Regions from separate parts of the Homo sapiens genome. Here region 1 is linked to region 2. A link is a loop called in an ENCODE intact Hi-C map of the cell type or tissue named here. Cell type or tissue: adrenal gland. All regions are shown on one strand. Region 1 overlaps MRTO4 (MRT4 homolog, ribosome maturation factor). Region 2 overlaps AKR7A2 (aldo-keto reductase family 7 member A2).

What was found. A loop is a pair of places that touch in the nucleus more often than their neighbours do. Peaks named below come from ENCODE experiments on the same cell type or tissue, not always from the same donor. Only the 100,000 strongest peaks of a DNase experiment are listed, where the experiment ranks them.
Region 1: a loop joins it to region 2, with 2.4 times the contacts of the local background. A loop is called at or near these places in 32 of 110 quality-filtered maps.

Annotation. Positions count from the first base shown.
Region 1 is chr1:19,255,266-19,259,265 of GRCh38, reverse strand. It overlaps MRTO4 (MRT4 homolog, ribosome maturation factor), which reads right to left. Exons shown (of 8, transcript NM_016183.4): 3 at 3,215-3,318; 4 at 2,121-2,202; 5 at 1,745-1,812; 6 at 1,282-1,433; 7 at 713-789; 8 at 1-585. The coding sequence ends at 436. Among named protein-coding and RNA genes, the nearest start is that of MRTO4, 5.5 kb to the right of the region's middle. In adrenal gland, no CTCF peak of the experiment used is centred here; no DNase peak of the experiment used is centred here; H3K27ac peaks cover 1,298 bases.
Region 2 is chr1:19,305,610-19,309,609 of GRCh38, reverse strand. It overlaps AKR7A2 (aldo-keto reductase family 7 member A2), which reads left to right. Exons shown (of 7, transcript NM_003689.4): 2 at 968-1,155; 3 at 1,348-1,452; 4 at 2,200-2,296; 5 at 2,509-2,608; 6 at 3,463-3,592. Among named protein-coding and RNA genes, the nearest start is that of AKR7A2, 4.5 kb to the left of the region's middle. In adrenal gland, no CTCF peak of the experiment used is centred here; no DNase peak of the experiment used is centred here.

The DNA.
Region 1 (4,000 bases), 50 kb after region 2:
TGGGACAGAGTTTTACTCTGTTGCCCAGGCTGGAGAGCAGTGGTCCAATCTCAACTCACGGCAACCTCCACCTCCCGGGTTCAAGTGATTCTCCTGCCTCAGCCTCCTGAGTAGCTGGGACTACAGGCACATGCCACTATGCCCAACTAGTTTTTTTTTCTATTTTTAGTAGAGACGGGGTTTCACCGTGTTAGCCAGGATGGTCTTAATCTCCCGACCTTATGATCTGCCCACCTCGGCTTCCCAAAGTGCTGGGATTCCAGGCGTGAGCCACCGCGCCCGGCCCACAGTTTTATTCTTTACAGGAGGTCAGTGCCCATCATGTTCCCTGTCTACAGACAAATAAAAAGCTGCTCTCTCCAGAGGGGCGGCAGCAGTCCTGATGGTCCAGTGAGACCCAGAAGCTTCCAGGAGACCTTCAGTCCCGAGTCCCTTTCAGTCATCATCTTCTGAGTCTGACTCTTCTGTGGACTCAGATGCGCTCTCTGGCAAGTCGTCTCCCATCTGCTGGAACCTTCCCGACTGTGAATCCCACATGTATTTGATGGTCACCTTGAATTCAGCCATCTCATACCCAAAAAGCTTCTGCAAGAGACAAAGGGAACAAAGAATCAGGAGGAATGAAGGTATTCAAAGTGCAGGGGGGCATTTTCAGCAGGCAGAGGAAAGCCAGCAACCCCGCCCGCAACAGCCCGCAAGGCGCCAGACTCACCAGGACGCGAGCCTGCTCTGGGGTCAGCACATCGCCCTCCTTGCACACCTCGTAGTCAGACAGCAGAGTCACCACACCTGCAGAAGAGGGTGGCTCTCAGTTACCTCTGGCCCAGAGGCCTGCAGAGCCCTCTCTGCCCTGGTCATGTTGGGAGGAATCCAGTCAGCCACCTGCCCTCCCCACGGCTCCAACACACACTGGGCAGTGGCTGTCTCCCTGAGGTCCCTTTGATTTGCCGCAGCCTCGACCTCCTGGGCTCTAGTGATCCTCTTGCCTCAGCCTCCCATGTAGCTAGGACCACAGGCACACACCACCATGGCTGTCTAATTTTTTGACTTTTTTTTTTTTTAAACAAGCGCAAGGCCCCTGATGGGCCTCAAGGGCTGCATTTTGGCTGTAAGTTACTGTCTGCTTTCACCCCCACTGTGAGGCATGCACTCTTAGCCCCATTTTCTCATGAGAAAATGGAAGCTTGTAGAAATAACTTGCTCAGCTAGAAAGGGATGAGCTTGCAGGCCCGTGCTCTTGGACTCTAGGCTGTGACCTTTTGGCTCCAGGGCTGCCCATACCTCTCTTGAGGGCGGTGGGCAGGCCCAGCTGCCTGAGCTGTGGCTCCATGGAGTGGGGGAACTGCTCCAGGGGCCCTGGATCCAGGCTCACAGTGAAAGCTGCTTTGTTACCAGCTCGGGCGTAGTCCATTTCTGTGTATTTCGTGAACCACCTAAGGGAAAAGAGAAGTGGTAGGAGGAGATGCTCCTGGCCACGCCACCAGCCCATGAGTCAGGCTCCCCCAAGTGTCCCGTGGCCCTGGGCCTTCCCCCATCACAGACCTTGGCTGCTGGCCAGCAGCCAGCCCAGAGCACCATGCTGGAGAGGACAGAGAGGGCTGTGGTCCCAGGCCACTAGCTCAGTGACAGGCTTCCAGGAGCAGTTCCAACTTGATGCCACATATGGAACGAAGTTCCTGCATCATTCCCTCCCTGAAATCCCCTCTCACCCGCCTCTTTCCCTCCGTTCCTCAGCAGTACTTACTCATTCACCTCCTCCTTTGTGCGGTTGGTGAACAGGAGACCCACCTCACCCCTCAACCTTTTGCTGACCTACAAATCAGGAGTGAGGACAGCTTGGTCACATTAGAGCAGTGGTTCTCTACTAGGCACGTTTTTGCTCACCGGGTACATTTGGCAACATTTAAAGACGTTTTTGGTTGTCATAGCAGGAAGGAGTGGGAGGCAGGAAGCTGCTATTCCTTGGGTCCGGAGGTGAAGGGAGAACCCAGAGCTTTAAGCCAGGCCCTGCTCTCCCTGAGCCTCCGGCCTGCCAATGGCTGGGGGAGGCTGTCACATGGGAGTAGTGGGAGAGAGGGCGGCTTTGCCTTAGCTCCACCCCGTGAGGGCCAGAGACTTACCTGGTGCAGGTTGTCTTTGTATTCATCAGATGGGCTCCGACCCAAGGCCACCATCATCACCTTGTTTTTGCCAAAGAACATCCTACCAAGCAAGAGAAAGAGCATTCTGTGAAGGAAGAGCCCTGCCCTCCCCATCCCTCAGCAACATGCAAAGTAGCTCCGGTCCCCAGTGAGCTCAGGCCCAGGCTGAGCCAGTGGCACCCACTTCTCCATGCTGCCTGGCCACACTGTCCCCACGTTGGGGTCCCTTTCATTATGTTCCCACCCACAGACTCCTGACATGGCAACATTTTGTCTCCCAGCCCATCACGAGCATCATGTACCAGTTCTCTATCTGGATGTATGCGGGAGGCATGTTAACAGCCTGAACCAGAGCTGGTGCGGCAAGAGACCACCACCAGAGCCACCTGCCCCAGGACAGAAACTTGCCATGTGGCTCCTGCATCCTGCTCCCAGGTCACTGTCTGTGTCGCAGTGTCCCTACTGACATTCTAAAACTGGTGTGATGCTCCTAAATGGCCCACAGTCCAGGGTTAAAGGGCCACTTCTCCGGAAAGGCCCACCTCTCAAACATCTCCTGAGCAACTGCCAAGTCCTGCCCCTAGGAGCTCAGTGCAAAATCTGCTTTTTGAGGTGGAGTTTCACTCTGTCACCCAGGCTGGAGTGCGATGGTGCAATCTCAGCTCATTGCAGCCTCTGCCTCATGGGTTCAAGTGATTCTTCTGCTTCAGCCTCCTGAGTAGCTGGGATTATAGGTGCCTGCCACCATGCCCGGCTAATTTTTGTATTTTCAGTAGAGAAGGGGTTTCGCCATGTTGGCCAGGCTGGTCTCAAACTCCTGACTTCAGGTGATCCCCCTGCCTCAGCCTCCCAAAGTGCCAGGATTACAGGCGTGAACCACCGCACCCTGCCCAAGACCAGCTTTAACAGTGAAAAGGAAGTGCTCTTCAGTGGCAGGTAGCACTTTGTCCTTATTAAGGTGTCAGCGGCATGACCCAGGCACCTAAAGGGTCAGAAATTGCTCCTGTGCTTTGACTGAGAGCAGCCTGGCCGGGTCCCCACTCAGAAGGGCCTTCCTCCCCCTGCCCGCTCACCGGCTGTGCTTCCAGGCGTTCCGGATGTCCTTCAGCTTGCTGTTCCTCATGTTGGCCACAGAGAAGATGAAAAGGTACTTGTAGGTGTCCACACATTTCCGAAGCTGTGGGACAATTCACGAGGCTCTGAGTTCAAGCAGCAGCATACAACGGGCACTACTCTGGCCTCAGATGAGAATGAATCTGCTCTGGGCCCCTGACAACTATGGAAACTGGAAGAACTGGAGGCCTCTAATTTGGTTGTCTCCTACCTCCATTACTGAAATTAGGATCCCTAACCACAGGGGAGGCTGAGCCATGGATCTACACCCCACGGCCTTTTCCAGGTCTCTCACTTATTTATGACCAACAGTGGAACTGATCATCAGCTGTTAACCTAGAAACATTCACCCACATTAGGAAGGGTCCTGCTACATGGAAACACATGGAGCCTCTCTGTTATAAGGGGAGGCAGCTGATCGGTACTGCTCTGCACGTGGTGCTGGCCAAAGCCACCATGAGGCAGCCTCTAGGAGTGGAGTCATTGTGCAGGAGGAGACTGTTTCACCCAGCCTGCAGCCCAGGTTGGCAGGTCAGAAGCTGTACAGACAGTGGGTTGGTGCAGTCACCTACACCTGGTAAATCTCCCAGCTCTTTTTTTTTTTTTTTAAAGACAGGGTCTCACTCTGTTGCCCAGGCTGCGTACCACCACGTCCAGCTAGTTTTTTTTTCTTTTCTTTTTGTAGAGATGAGGTTTTGTCATGTTGCCCAGGCTGCTCTTGAGCTCCCAGACTCAAGCTGTCTGAC
Region 2 (4,000 bases):
AAAGAATAGTGCAGAATTAACTCATTTCCAAGCTGCTCGGATGCAGAACACTGTTGTCATAGCGATGTGTCCCTACAGTGTTTGGATATATGCTCATGCTTCTGTGAGTCAGGAAGGGGAGGGGAGAATTATAATTACATTCTGCTCAGTTTGCCTTCTAAGCTCTCAAGTTGATCTCTACCACTGGGCCACATTTATGTGGCTGCTTCGCTTTCCTAAACTCTTCCAGGCCTGCCCCCTTGACTTCTTTCTCTATACTGCAGCCAAGTGTGAACACAGGTGACCGGTTCACACCCTGACAAAATCTGGAATGATCAAGTTCAGATTCAGTGGGATGGTATTTAAGAACTTTTGGGATGAGGTCTGTCCCTGTCTCTTGTCCTACGTCCCACTGCTCCTTGCTCTAGAATTTATGCTCTTATAACTTAGACTTGAAGGTTTGGAGCCTCACATAGTGTTTTTTTGCCTCTTTGACTTTGCATGGGTTCCCATGCTCTGGAGTGTACTTCCTGCTCTTCCTTGTTGGCTGGGACTCTGGGAGTGATCCCCTAGAGAAAGCCTTCCCTGGAGTCTCCAAGTTGGCTTCATGCATCTCATCTGGGCTCCTTGGCATCGTGTGCCTTTCCCTCCTGTGCTTACCATATTGTACCATCATCCTCTAGGGCTCCAGGAGGGCAGAGATCCATTGTGTTCAGTTCATCTCTGCATACTCAGTCTCTAGTGCAAGGCCTGGCACAGCCAGCAGGTTGGTGACTAATGATAGTTATTCTAATAGGTGAACATTGAGAACTCACATATATGACATTATTTAATCCCCAGGACCTCCCAATGAGGACAGTTTGATTATTATCACCCCATTTTACAGATCATACAATTGAGGCCAAGAGAATATTAGTAATTTAGCCAGGGTTACATGGTTAGCAAATGGCTCTAATAGGTCACTTAACCATTCCATTCTCTCTCCAAGTGAAAATTGCCACCAAGGCCAACCCTTGGGATGGAAAATCACTAAAGCCTGACAGTGTCCGGTCCCAGCTGGAGACGTCATTGAAGAGGCTGCAGTGTCCCCAAGTGGACCTCTTCTACCTACACGCACCTGACCACGGCACCCCGGTGGAAGAGACGCTGCATGCCTGCCAGCGGCTGCACCAGGAGGTGAGGGGGCCCTCCGAGCTCCAAAGGTGGGCTCCTGCTCCTTTCTTTATCCTGATCCTACTCATGAGAGCAGAGGCACCAGGGCAGTCCCAGGGTGGGGCAGGGAATAGCCCCATTCCCTGGGGCCCCACCCTGGCCTCCCCTTCCTGGTCTGGGCTACACTGCGTTCTGACTGGAGCCTCACCCATGCAGGGCAAGTTCGTGGAGCTTGGCCTCTCCAACTATGCTAGCTGGGAAGTGGCCGAGATCTGTACCCTCTGCAAGAGCAATGGCTGGATCCTGCCCACTGTGTACCAGGTGAGGGCCGGGGCTGCAGAGGCCAAGGTCTCCAGGACTCCTGCTAATCCTGGGCTCTCTTTGCCCCCCTGACTGCCCCCTGTGCCGTCTGCATAGCAGCCACTCCCCTGCTGAAAGCCTGCAGATGGCTCCCATGTACCCTCAGGATGCCATTCAAGCTCCTCAGCCTGGCCACTGGGCATCTGCTTCCTTCCTGCCTATCTGTGCACCTTGGACCCTTCCTTCCCCACCTCCTTTCATACTTCAGCCTGGAACACATTTCCCCTGCCCTCCTCCCTGGGAGAAGCACTCAGGCCTTACATAGAGGTCTCCTCCTCTGGAAGCCTTTCTAGACAGCCCCATAGGAGTCTCCAGTCTCCAAATCTCATCTTCATACATTCAGCGAGTACTTTCCAGCTCCTTGTTTGATTGTAGAACCTAACTTTATTGTAATTAACTGCCTTCCTTGTCTATTTTTTTAAACTTGAGTAAACATCTCCTGGAAGCAGGGATTTTGTGATACCTACTTGTGGTTGTAACCAGTGTCCAGCATGGAGTTCATACAGCAGATATTTGTGGAAAGATACCATTCCACTTCAATTTTCTGTCCTTGGGCCCAACACCTTCCCTCCATCCCCTACTAACAGTAGTGATGTTAGAATATTGCTGAAGTCCTGGGCCGGTGTTGCTTTAGAGGTTTGAAAGTGGAAGGCAACAGTTCCTTCTCTTGACATGTCCACCCTGTCCCCGGGGTCCCTCTCCCTGCAGGGCATGTACAACGCCACCACCCGGCAGGTGGAAACGGAGCTCTTCCCCTGCCTCAGGCACTTTGGACTGAGGTTCTATGCCTACAACCCTCTGGCTGGTACGTGGAGCATTCCTGACCCTGTCTCAGCCTATTCCTGACCCACAGATGCCCAGCCCAGAATTTATGAAGCAGGGAGGGTTTGACAAGAGGCTGGGCTGTGTTCTTCAGCCCCTCCTGGGTCCCTGCCCCTCCCCTAGACCAGAGCCCTGAGGGATGTGGCAGCTTCTGGGGCACTCTGGGGCCAGGGGCTGATTGCTGCCTTCCCGCAGGGGGCCTGCTGACTGGCAAGTACAAGTATGAGGACAAGGACGGGAAACAGCCTGTGGGCCGCTTCTTTGGGAATAGCTGGGCTGAGACCTACAGGAATCGGTGAGCCGGGGGTGGGCTTGGTGAGGATGGCTGGGGTGGGGTCAAATCTATGTGGAATGAAGTCCTGGGCTGTTCCTGAGGTAAGACCTTCCTTTGCTGTTTGCATCTCCTCCCCTGCATTGCTTCAGGAATTCCCAAGCCCTCTGTGGGTTTTCTTGTTGTCTTGAGACCTCTGGGGGGGAAATGAGGATCCCTGGATGTTGGGGTCTTGAAGTCATAGCTCGTTCCTGAGCAATCACCTGCTGGGAAGCAAAAAGCGAGCCCAGGATGGGCCAGGCATGGTGGCTCACACCTGTAATCCCAGCACTTTGGGACACCGAAGTGGGAGGGTTACTTGAGCTCATGAGTTCAAGACCAGCCTGGGCAACATGGTCTCTACAAAAAAAAAATGCAAAAAAGTGGTCAGGTGTGGTGGTGCACACCTGTCTGTAGCCCAGCTACTTGGAAGGCTGAGGCAGGAGGATTACTTGAGTCTAAGAGGTTGAGGCTGCAGTGAGCCATAATGATGCCACTGCACTCCAGTGTAGGCAACAGAGTAAGACCATGTATCAAAAAGCAAAAAGAGAGCCCAGGAGGGAATCCTGCCCCATCTGAGCAGCCTTCGTGTCCCTAGGGAAGTCCCTAGGCTACTGAGTCCTCAGGAGTAAAGATCCATTGAGGTCTCTGCTGAGGGGCCCAGCATCCTGGGTGGTTCTGATGCCCAGCAAAGTGGGAGACCTATGACTAGAGAGGACACCCGCCCCTCAGGGCTGCAGGGTGTGGGGTGGGGCAGTGGTCCTGGATGGCTATTTGGTTGCGGCTCCCAGTGTGACCCCCATGGTACTGACCCCTGTGCTAACATCCCCTCTGCACAGCTTCTGGAAGGAGCACCACTTCGAGGCCATTGCGTTGGTGGAGAAGGCCCTGCAGGCCGCATATGGCGCCAGCGCCCCCAGTGTGACCTCGGCTGCCCTCCGGTGGATGTACCACCACTCACAGCTGCAGGTAACCAGCGACCCTGGGTGCTCAGCTTCTTCCCTTCCAGGGGGACCAGCGTCACCTTTAGGTGAAGCCCAAAGCATTTGATTTCTGAATTCCTCTGAAATTTTTCTTTCTTCCAATTCTCATAAGCACTCTTCCCACTGGTCTTTGATGGTATCTGAGTGGAGGCTTTGTAGTGAGGGATTTTCATTACAGGGATTTTCTTATTCCTTAGGCTTTCTGAAGTATGATTATCCCAGTGTTATTGATGAGGAAACCGAGGTTCACCCAGCTATTAAAGTGGCAGACATTTTAACACAGGTTTAACTAAGACCCACCCATCTCACCCTTTTGGTTTCTCTCTCTTGATGCCTCATGTCTTCCTGGTTAAAACTTATTTCCTGATCAGTGGCAGTGACCCACACCTGTAAT